Regions from separate parts of the Homo sapiens genome. Here region 1 is linked to region 2. A link is a contact called in ENCODE Hi-C data. All regions are on one chromosome and are shown on one strand. Each heading gives the region's core, a stretch centred on a gene start or an enhancer-like site at or near the end of the contact. The rest is flanking DNA. Distances are from core to core; before and after follow the strand shown. Region 1 overlaps TNIK (TRAF2 and NCK interacting kinase). Region 2 overlaps GPR160 (G protein-coupled receptor 160).

Evidence for each region. Hi-C counts contacts between places; a loop is a spot of excess contacts on that map. Pooled maps may share reads with other maps.
Region 1: a map with no recorded cell type shows a loop between it and region 2 (11-fold over the local background). The contact joins two enhancer-like sites. A Hi-C loop is called at or near these places in 3 of 37 single-sample maps with no recorded cell type and 3 of 50 pooled maps.

Annotation. Positions count from the first base shown.
Region 1 is chr3:171,282,074-171,285,965 of GRCh38, forward strand. The region is part of intron 2 of TNIK (TRAF2 and NCK interacting kinase); the gene reads right to left. Among named protein-coding and RNA genes, the nearest start is that of TNIK, 180 kb to the right of the region's middle. RefSeq lists an enhancer at 3,273-3,332. Within about 2 kb of position 1,506, at least 13 of the 41 ENCODE cell types and tissues checked have a DNase peak (open chromatin) inside an H3K27ac peak, as active enhancers do.
Region 2 is chr3:170,044,093-170,048,218 of GRCh38, forward strand. All of the region lies in intron 2 of GPR160 (G protein-coupled receptor 160), which reads left to right. It overlaps LOC124909455 (a long non-coding RNA gene), which reads right to left. Exons shown (of 3, transcript XR_007096156.1): 3 at 3,345-4,126. Among named protein-coding and RNA genes, the nearest start is that of GPR160, 8.2 kb to the left of the region's middle. RefSeq lists enhancers at 995-1,044, 1,624-2,124, 2,085-2,244. Within about 2 kb of position 1,544, at least 10 of the 41 ENCODE cell types and tissues checked have a DNase peak (open chromatin) inside an H3K27ac peak, as active enhancers do.

The sequences.
Region 1 (3,892 bases), core at 256-2,755, 1.2 Mb after region 2:
GAGAATGAATTTTGGGCTAGAAGAAATCATCCAGTCCACAATCAGTGTCTTCAATTCTAGAATCAATTGAAATATTTGCTTATCATCAAAATAACATTTTCTTCAAGGCATTAGTCCAAGATCTGTATCCCAGCGAATCACAAAGAGGAGAAAGAAGAGCCAGCACAGAGTATTTATAGGTCACTGACTTGGTGCACAGCCAGAAGATTTTTTTTAACCAACATTTCTGCCAAAGGAACTATCTGCAGATTCTCTTAATGGTTTTTTGTTTTTTTTTTTTTTTTTGAGATGGAGTTTCGCTCTTGTTGCCCAGGCTGGAGTACAATGGCGCGATCTCAGCTCACTGCAACCTCCAACTCCTGGGTTCAAGCACTTCTCCTGCCTCAGCCTCCTGAGTAGCTGCAATTATGGGTGCCTGACACCACGCCCAGCTAATTTTTTTGTATTTTTAGTAAAGACGGGGTTTCGCCATGTTGGCCAGGCTGGTCCCGAACTCCTGGCCTTAGGTGATCCACCTGCCTCGGCCTCCCAAAGTGCTGGGATTACAGGCATGAGCCACCACGCCCGGCCTCTTAATCGTATCTTAAAGCATTTTAAAAATAACAAATGAAACTGAAAAAGATAAATCGAGGTATCTAAGCAGTTACACTGAACTCATTTCTGAAGCTCATGGACAAACTATGTAAAATCTCAAGAGACTGAAAACTATTTTCTATTCTCAAGATTCAAAGTAAAAACTTAGAATACAAAACTCTAAGAAAGAGAAGGCAGAATGGTGGCAGCTCCAGAGGGTGGGCAGAATCCTAATCTTACAACAGACCTGGGCAATTGCTGCTGTTAATTCTACCAGCAGAATGATGTAGGAGGGCTCCTTACAGCCTGGGCCCGCCTTATATTCTCTGCACAATCAGAGTGGAACCTGGGCACCTATTAGTCCCTTTCCATGCTATCTTCCTGTGAAGATTCTTATGAATAAGAAAACGTGACCTTTATCAAGGAATAATTTTATTCAAATTGTGTAAACTGGATATTTTCCACAGTTTCTTGTCAGGAGGTGGGCAGAGAAGTTAAATTTTATACCTACTTTAAAAAAAAAAAAAAGCCCCTCATGTAATGTTAGCAACTGACCAAATACTCCTTGGATTTCGTGTCTGGAGAGAAGGAACTAAGAAAACATACAGTTCTCTGAAATGTTTCCTGGATTCTTTCCTCTTTTTCCACAAAAATAGAACTACTCTTTTTCTTTTTTCTTTTTTCTCTTTTGATGGGGGATGAGGATTATACAGAAGATTTGGCAACCTAAATGAACATGAGAGAAAGCCAATAGTATAACTAAAGGAAGGGGATCGCCAAAACCATTCACTTAGGGGAATTTCAAACTTTGGTGCTAAAGCTTCCAAATAATCAGCATCACCATTCACCAAGGAGCAGAGGAGTTCGGTCTTGCTGACTGCCAGTTAAGGGCTCTGAAAAAAGACAGTCTCCTTGGCAGCCGTTCCAACCTGGCTCCTGCCCCCTGTGAACCAAGGAAAAGTGGAAATCTAATTCCATGTAGCCTGGAAGAAACCTTACAGGTCCAGGGCTGTGGAGAGGTCGGGTGAGGAACAGGAGTTCCCACCATGCCACTAGGGTTCTGGAAGCCCTGGGAAGCTGCCAGTGGCACTGCAGCACCAGGAACTGGTTCCTAGAGAACTGCCTCAAATCAGACACACATAAGGAAGTCAGGCAGTGATGGCGCTGCATGGGAATACAAGCAGAACAATCTCCTCAGAACTACTTCGAGGGTACTGTCTCTCAGCCATCTTCCAGGTTTTCCACAACCCACAAAGGTCTTTCAGGTGGGTATAATTTGGGGTTACTTGTTAAGATGGAGTTACAGCACAGCTTCATTGGCAAAGACAATGGGATCTCATATCTAGAAACAAAACTTTCTGGGTTTCACCATTTGCCCGTTATCCCCTGAGAAACATCAGCATCACCTGTTAACTTGCTTGGGAATGCAAATTCTCAGACCCAACCGAGACCTATGAATCTGAAACTCTGGAGGGGGGCGGCAGGGAGGAGGGCAGGAATTTGTGTCTTAGCCCCTCATTGTTAAGATTCTGATGCACACTAAAATTTGAGAACCATTGAGCATTCTAGAGCAACACAATTTCATGAAAAAATAGCTTTGGAAACAGCATCTGGATATTAGGCAAAAATATGTGCCTGAATAGAAGAAACACACTCCGTTCATAGTAGGGTTCTATTCCCCAATTTTTTAATTTAGTAGTTCTTTGTGAAAAATGTCCTCTCACATGCAGCATTTTAAAATGAGAAATCTGGGGCCTTCTCAACCAACTTCACACCCGCTTTCCAGGGCAGCTCAAAACAAATTACTGATAAATCAACATGGGGCACTCTGAATCATCAGTCCGTCTTTAGAACTCCCCACATGGTCAGCTGAGGCATTCCATTGAGAATGCATCATGTCTTGACTTCTCTCTCTGGCCAATCCTGCCGTCATTGCATTTCTTAATAAACCTCCTGCATGCTAAAAAAAAAATAAAAAATAAAATCAAATGAGCAATTTATTGCAAATAGCCAGTCCCAAAGAAATCCTTTTGCCTTTGTTGTTTCCCTCAAAATTGCACATTATTTAAGGGGCCTGTCTTTTACACATTTTTATTAGCACCTAGAGCAATACAAATCCTCCACAAACTCTAGCAAATATGTATTAATACAGTAATAAGTAATTCTAAGAGCAAGCACTCAAATTAGTAAGGTCTGGTTTCCTGTAGATTACTAAAGCAGGGAAGGAGTAAGGGGGAGAACTCAGAGAAAGCGTGCGCTGACTAAAAGACAGAAAGGAAGCAGAAAATTTATTCTGAGCAGATGCCAAGACTTTGCCACATGCTTACAGTAAGAGAAATGGAGAGCAGAGAAAATTATTTTTAAAACCTTCTTTCCTTGAGAACTAAGTTATCATAGCCCTGCTTTAAGATATTAGGTAAATACTTTTTCAATGCAAGACATAGGTGGACCCAGAATATTAGCAAGAAATGTGCCTTAAATTATTTAAAGGATACAGACTATTTATTTTCCATGGACAGGAATCATCTGTCTTCATTCATAAAATTCAAGCTGATAATTTTTTGATAAAACTGTTTTCTTTATAAATTGTTAATAAATAAATAAATTGTTGATAATGTATCATTTCTACCCAAGACTGGAACAAACACATCAGCCACTTAAATTCCTCAGCAATACTTAGGCTGCTGAATTTGTTATCAGTGGTAATATATGTTAGCTTGCCTGACTTTAACTGCATCTCCTCAAAGAAAAACGTAGATGAGAAAGTAAAAGTGTAGAGGTGGTGTGGTAGAGTGGAAACTGATGAGCTTTTCCGAAGTAGAGCTGGATCCTAATGCCAGCAGCTATATTGTTATGACTAAGTTAATTGACACTCAGGACTGTTTTCTCACCTATACAGTGAAGGCTGTGGCACAGTTTAAATGTGTTCATGTGTGTACAGTGCCTGTAAGATGATAAACACCAAATCAGTATTATTATTATTAAGAGGCACCCATTTTCATTTTAAATCAATTTATTAGATGTTAATAAAATTAACCCCTATTCCTCCATTCTGCCTTCCATTATTTGGCAGATAAGAAAGCTCTGGCCCAATTGTTCTCAACTCTGGCTGTATATTACAATCACTTGAAAGTTCTTGTGTGTTTTTTTAACTGCCATCTCGCCACAGAACAACTGGATCAGTGTCTGGGGCAGGCCCCAGGCCTTGGTGATTCTGATGTAGTCGGAGAGTTGAGAAATACTATTCCAAATGGATTCTTTACCAAAATCACTTCGGGGCAAATTGGCTATTCTGGAATTTGATCATTTGATGGTTTGG
Region 2 (4,126 bases), core at 294-2,793:
GGTGCGGGGATCACCTGAGGTTGGGAGTTCGAAACCAACCTGACCAACATGGAGAAACCTCGTCTCTACTAAAAATACAAAATTAGCCTGGCGTGGTGGTGTATGCCTGTAATCCCAGCTACTTGGGAGACTGAGGCTGGAGAATCACTTGAACTCAGGGGGCGGAGGTTGCGGTGAGCCGAGATCACGCCATTGCACTCCAGCCTGGGGAAGAAGAGCGAAACTCCATCTCAAAAAAAAAAAAAAAGAGAAGAGAAAAATGGGAAAGAGCATATTCCTTTGAGGAAATGAGAGTCTTGTGTTTAGTCTCAGTGCTTCTCTGTCAGACGAATACAAGCCGCGTTGTCATTTTTCTCCCATGCTGCCTATTTTCTCACTTATAAGGAACTTGTTCGCTACCCCCTGCAGTTTGACAAGAATGGAGTAGGTGTGGGCAGGCCTCAGTAGGGAAAAGGAATGGCTCCAAACTCCCACACCATTGGGTCTTTGTGAGTAGGCAGGTGGGTCTTGTGCACCTTGGCGGTTCCCCAGGGTGTCCTGCAGGGATGGGGCACCAAAAAGGCCTTTAACCCTTCCCCTTTAAGCAGGGGACCCATGTGGATCCTGAAGTTGTGCATCAGCTCACTGTAGCTGCTCTGAGCTGGACCCCAGCCACTCTGAGGGGTTCCTAGGACTTGCAAAGGGCCCCTCTCCCCCATCCTTCTCTGCCTACCACTCTCCTGCTGATGACAAGTCCACTTCTATACACTGCTTAGGCACAGCCCCCCAAGAAAGCTCTGCAGGGATGAGGAGCTGAGGCACCCGCATAGTCCAGCCTTAAGGGGTTTCTGTGATGCAAGTCCAAGGGTGGCTTAATTTCCTTGCCTTGAAACTTTCGGTTAAGGGTCACGGGGCAAACATTCTCGCTTCTGTGAATAGCTGGAGTTTCATGACAGTTGAAGTTTCTCTTTAGATCTTTGTTTCCTTCCCCTGAGTTCTGCATTTTCTTCCCATGTACGTGTGCCGTGGAGGAGAATGAAAAGAGGAAATGGCACAAAAGTGAACCTTGTTGGGTGGCTTTCAGGAAATGTCAGGTGCTGTTGTGGGCCTTTGTCACTCGAGTTGTCAGTCTAGGTGTGTGTGTAAACGGACATGGAATAAACAAGGGCTCCAAGTGGAACAGCTTGTTTTGGCCAAAAGAAGTGAGTTCAGGCCGAGCATGGTGGCTCACACCTGTAATCCCAGCACTTTGGGAGGCCGAGGTGGGTGGATAGTGAGGTCAGGAAATCGAGACCATCCTGGCTAACACGGTGAAACCCTGTCTCTACTAAAAATACAAAAAAAAAAAAAAAAAAAAAAAAAAAAAAAAAAAAAAACCAATTAGCCAGGGGTGGTGGCACTCGCCTGTAGTCCCAGCTACTCGGGAGGAGACTCGCTTGAACCAGGAGGTGGAGGTTGCAGTGAGCCGAGATCACGCCACTGCACTCTAGCCTGGGCGACAGAGCAAGATTCTGTCTCAAAAAAAATAAAAAATAAAAAAAGAAAGAAAAAAAAAGAAGTGAGTTCAGAGGCTGACATGTTTTGTGAATGCCAGACCAGCGGCTTGATGGGATCCTTTCTGGAGAACTCTGCGATTCAGGTTTGTGGCTGTGTGCTCCCTCAGGTGATGATTAACCCCCTTGTCAAGGAAGAGTGGGTTAATTGGTTATTAGCCAGAGCAAACAGGGAGAGGCCAAGCAGTCTTGAGTATGGACTCAGCCAGATCCCTGGGTTTCATTTCTGGTTCTTCCACCACCTGTGTGACCTTGACTCATTTTTTAAAACCTCTTTGTACCTCAGTTTCCCCTATGTAAGCTAGAAGTAATAATAATACCTACATCATAGGGCGGTGAGGATTCAGTGGCACGTCAAGTGCTTGTAACAGTGCCTGGCATGGAGTAGGATGGATTGTGAGTTAGCTATTATTATTGTTGTTGTTAGAGCCCTGCTTCCTTTACTTTCACTTTTACTGGGGAGAATTTCCCCCACATAATGTTAGAAGAAAGACCACAGGGAAGAAATGCATCTGAGCTCTGACCTCTGTTCGTGGAGTGAGCCATGGGCTGCCCATCTGGGTTCCCACATGGCCTTAGGGAAATGTTCTCCATGACAAATGCTAACAGGGTGTTTGGTGCAGCAGCAGCTTTGGAATTGATGAGAACTGGGCCACAACTTGTGACTTTGAGCCAGGGCTTTGGCTTTGTTGTTCGGGGATTAAAATCTCCACTGACTGTGGAAAGGAGTTGGAATCCCCTAGCATTCATGTGGATACAAACTCCAACCCCTTATGAGAGAGCGGGCTAGTGTTAGCTGGGACACAGGAGTCCCAGCCTCAGCTATGCCACCGCCTGGCAGGGGTTTAAGGCCAGGTCTTCTGGGCAGCCAGTGCCTCTTCTGTCACCTGGGGATAAGCATATCTAATAGGAATGTTGTGAGGGGCTAACAACATTTTATGAAATCCTGACACAGACACAGCAAAGTACAATGCCTGACTTGCCCCTTAGTAGTAAAATCATAGAACAGATACATTGAGAGGCTTACTTTTTAACTTGGAAAAGTAATATAGATGCTGTTAACTAATGTTTATTTAATATTTTATAGTTCCTAAAAGGGCTATCTGGTTTGATCTTTAAACTAGCAATGCAGGTTTCTGTTTGTTTACATTTGTTTCGATTGCCTTTGGCTGCCTGTTTCAGGAGAGGAGGTACAGAAGTGAACCCAGGTTCAGGCCAGAAATGAGAACATGGAATGGCCTTCATTTTACTGTATCAGAGAGGTAACATGAGTTCTTATTCTTTATGCCCTTAAGTAATTCTGAGGAGGAAGCACTTTAGAGATTGATAGCTAAGGTGTTGCTGGGAAGCTGAAAGCATCCATGGTGTCCAGGGAAGCTGAATGGAGGGCCAGTGATTCCCCTCCAAGCAGCAGGGCAGAGGTCTCCCCTGTCGACAGCCCTTGCCTGGTCCCCTTCAGCAGGGGGCAGTGGGAGGAAGAGAGGCAGTAGGCTTTGGATTCTCCCTCCTGCCCCAGGTGCAGACCCAAAGCTTCAGAGTCCATCCTACCTTCACCTAACCCTTCGTCCTTCTCCTGCACTCCAGCCAGGTGTTTCAGTGTGTAGTCTGTACCTGCCACACCCTCACCGCATCCCCCCAAGCCTGCACTGTCCTGTTCACCGCAAGGTTTTCTCTTCTTCCTATGGCCTCAGCTACTTTCCATTGCTGCCCTTGCCTCCTGATCCTGCCTGCCTTCAACTTTACTGTATTCTGAAAGGTTTAAAGGGAAAAGTCTTTTATGACCCACAATCCAAGGATCTGAAGGCATTGACATTTGGGTATATTTCCTTTTTATTTTGTTTTACTTTGTTTTTTTATAAATTTAAAAAATTTTAACATTTTATAAACAATTCATTTTATGTTAGAATTTTAACATAGTTGCTATACTTTGATTAAAATTTATCATTATGACGATATCAAAAAGACACCTGCATGCATATGTTTATCATAGCACAATTCACAATTGCAAAGATATGGAATCAACCTAAGTGTCCATCAACCAATGAGTGGATAAAGAATATGTGATATATGTATATACACATCACATATACACATACATATATACACATCACATATACACATACACAACACACCATGGAATACTGCTCAGCTATAAAAAGAACAAAATAATGTCTTTTGCAGCAACTTGGATGGAACTGAAGGACATTATTCTTTTTTTTTTTTTTTTTTTTGAGATGAAGTCTTGCTCAGTCACCCAAGCTGGAATGCAGTGGCCCAATGTCGGCTCACTGCAACCTCCACCTCCCAGGTTCAAGCGATTCTCCCACCTCAGCCTCCCGAGTAGCTGGGATTGCAGGCATCAGCCATCATGTCCAGGTAATTTTTGTAGCGACAGGGTTTCACCACGTTGGCCAGGCTGGTCTCGAACTCCTGACCTCAGGTGATCCACCCGCCTTGGCCTCCCAAAGTGCTGGGATTACAGGCGTGAGCCACCATGCCCATGAAGGCCATTATTCTAAGTGAAGTAACTCAGGAATCGAAAACGAAATGCCATATGTTCTCACTTGTAAGTAAGTGGAAGCTAAGCTATGGGT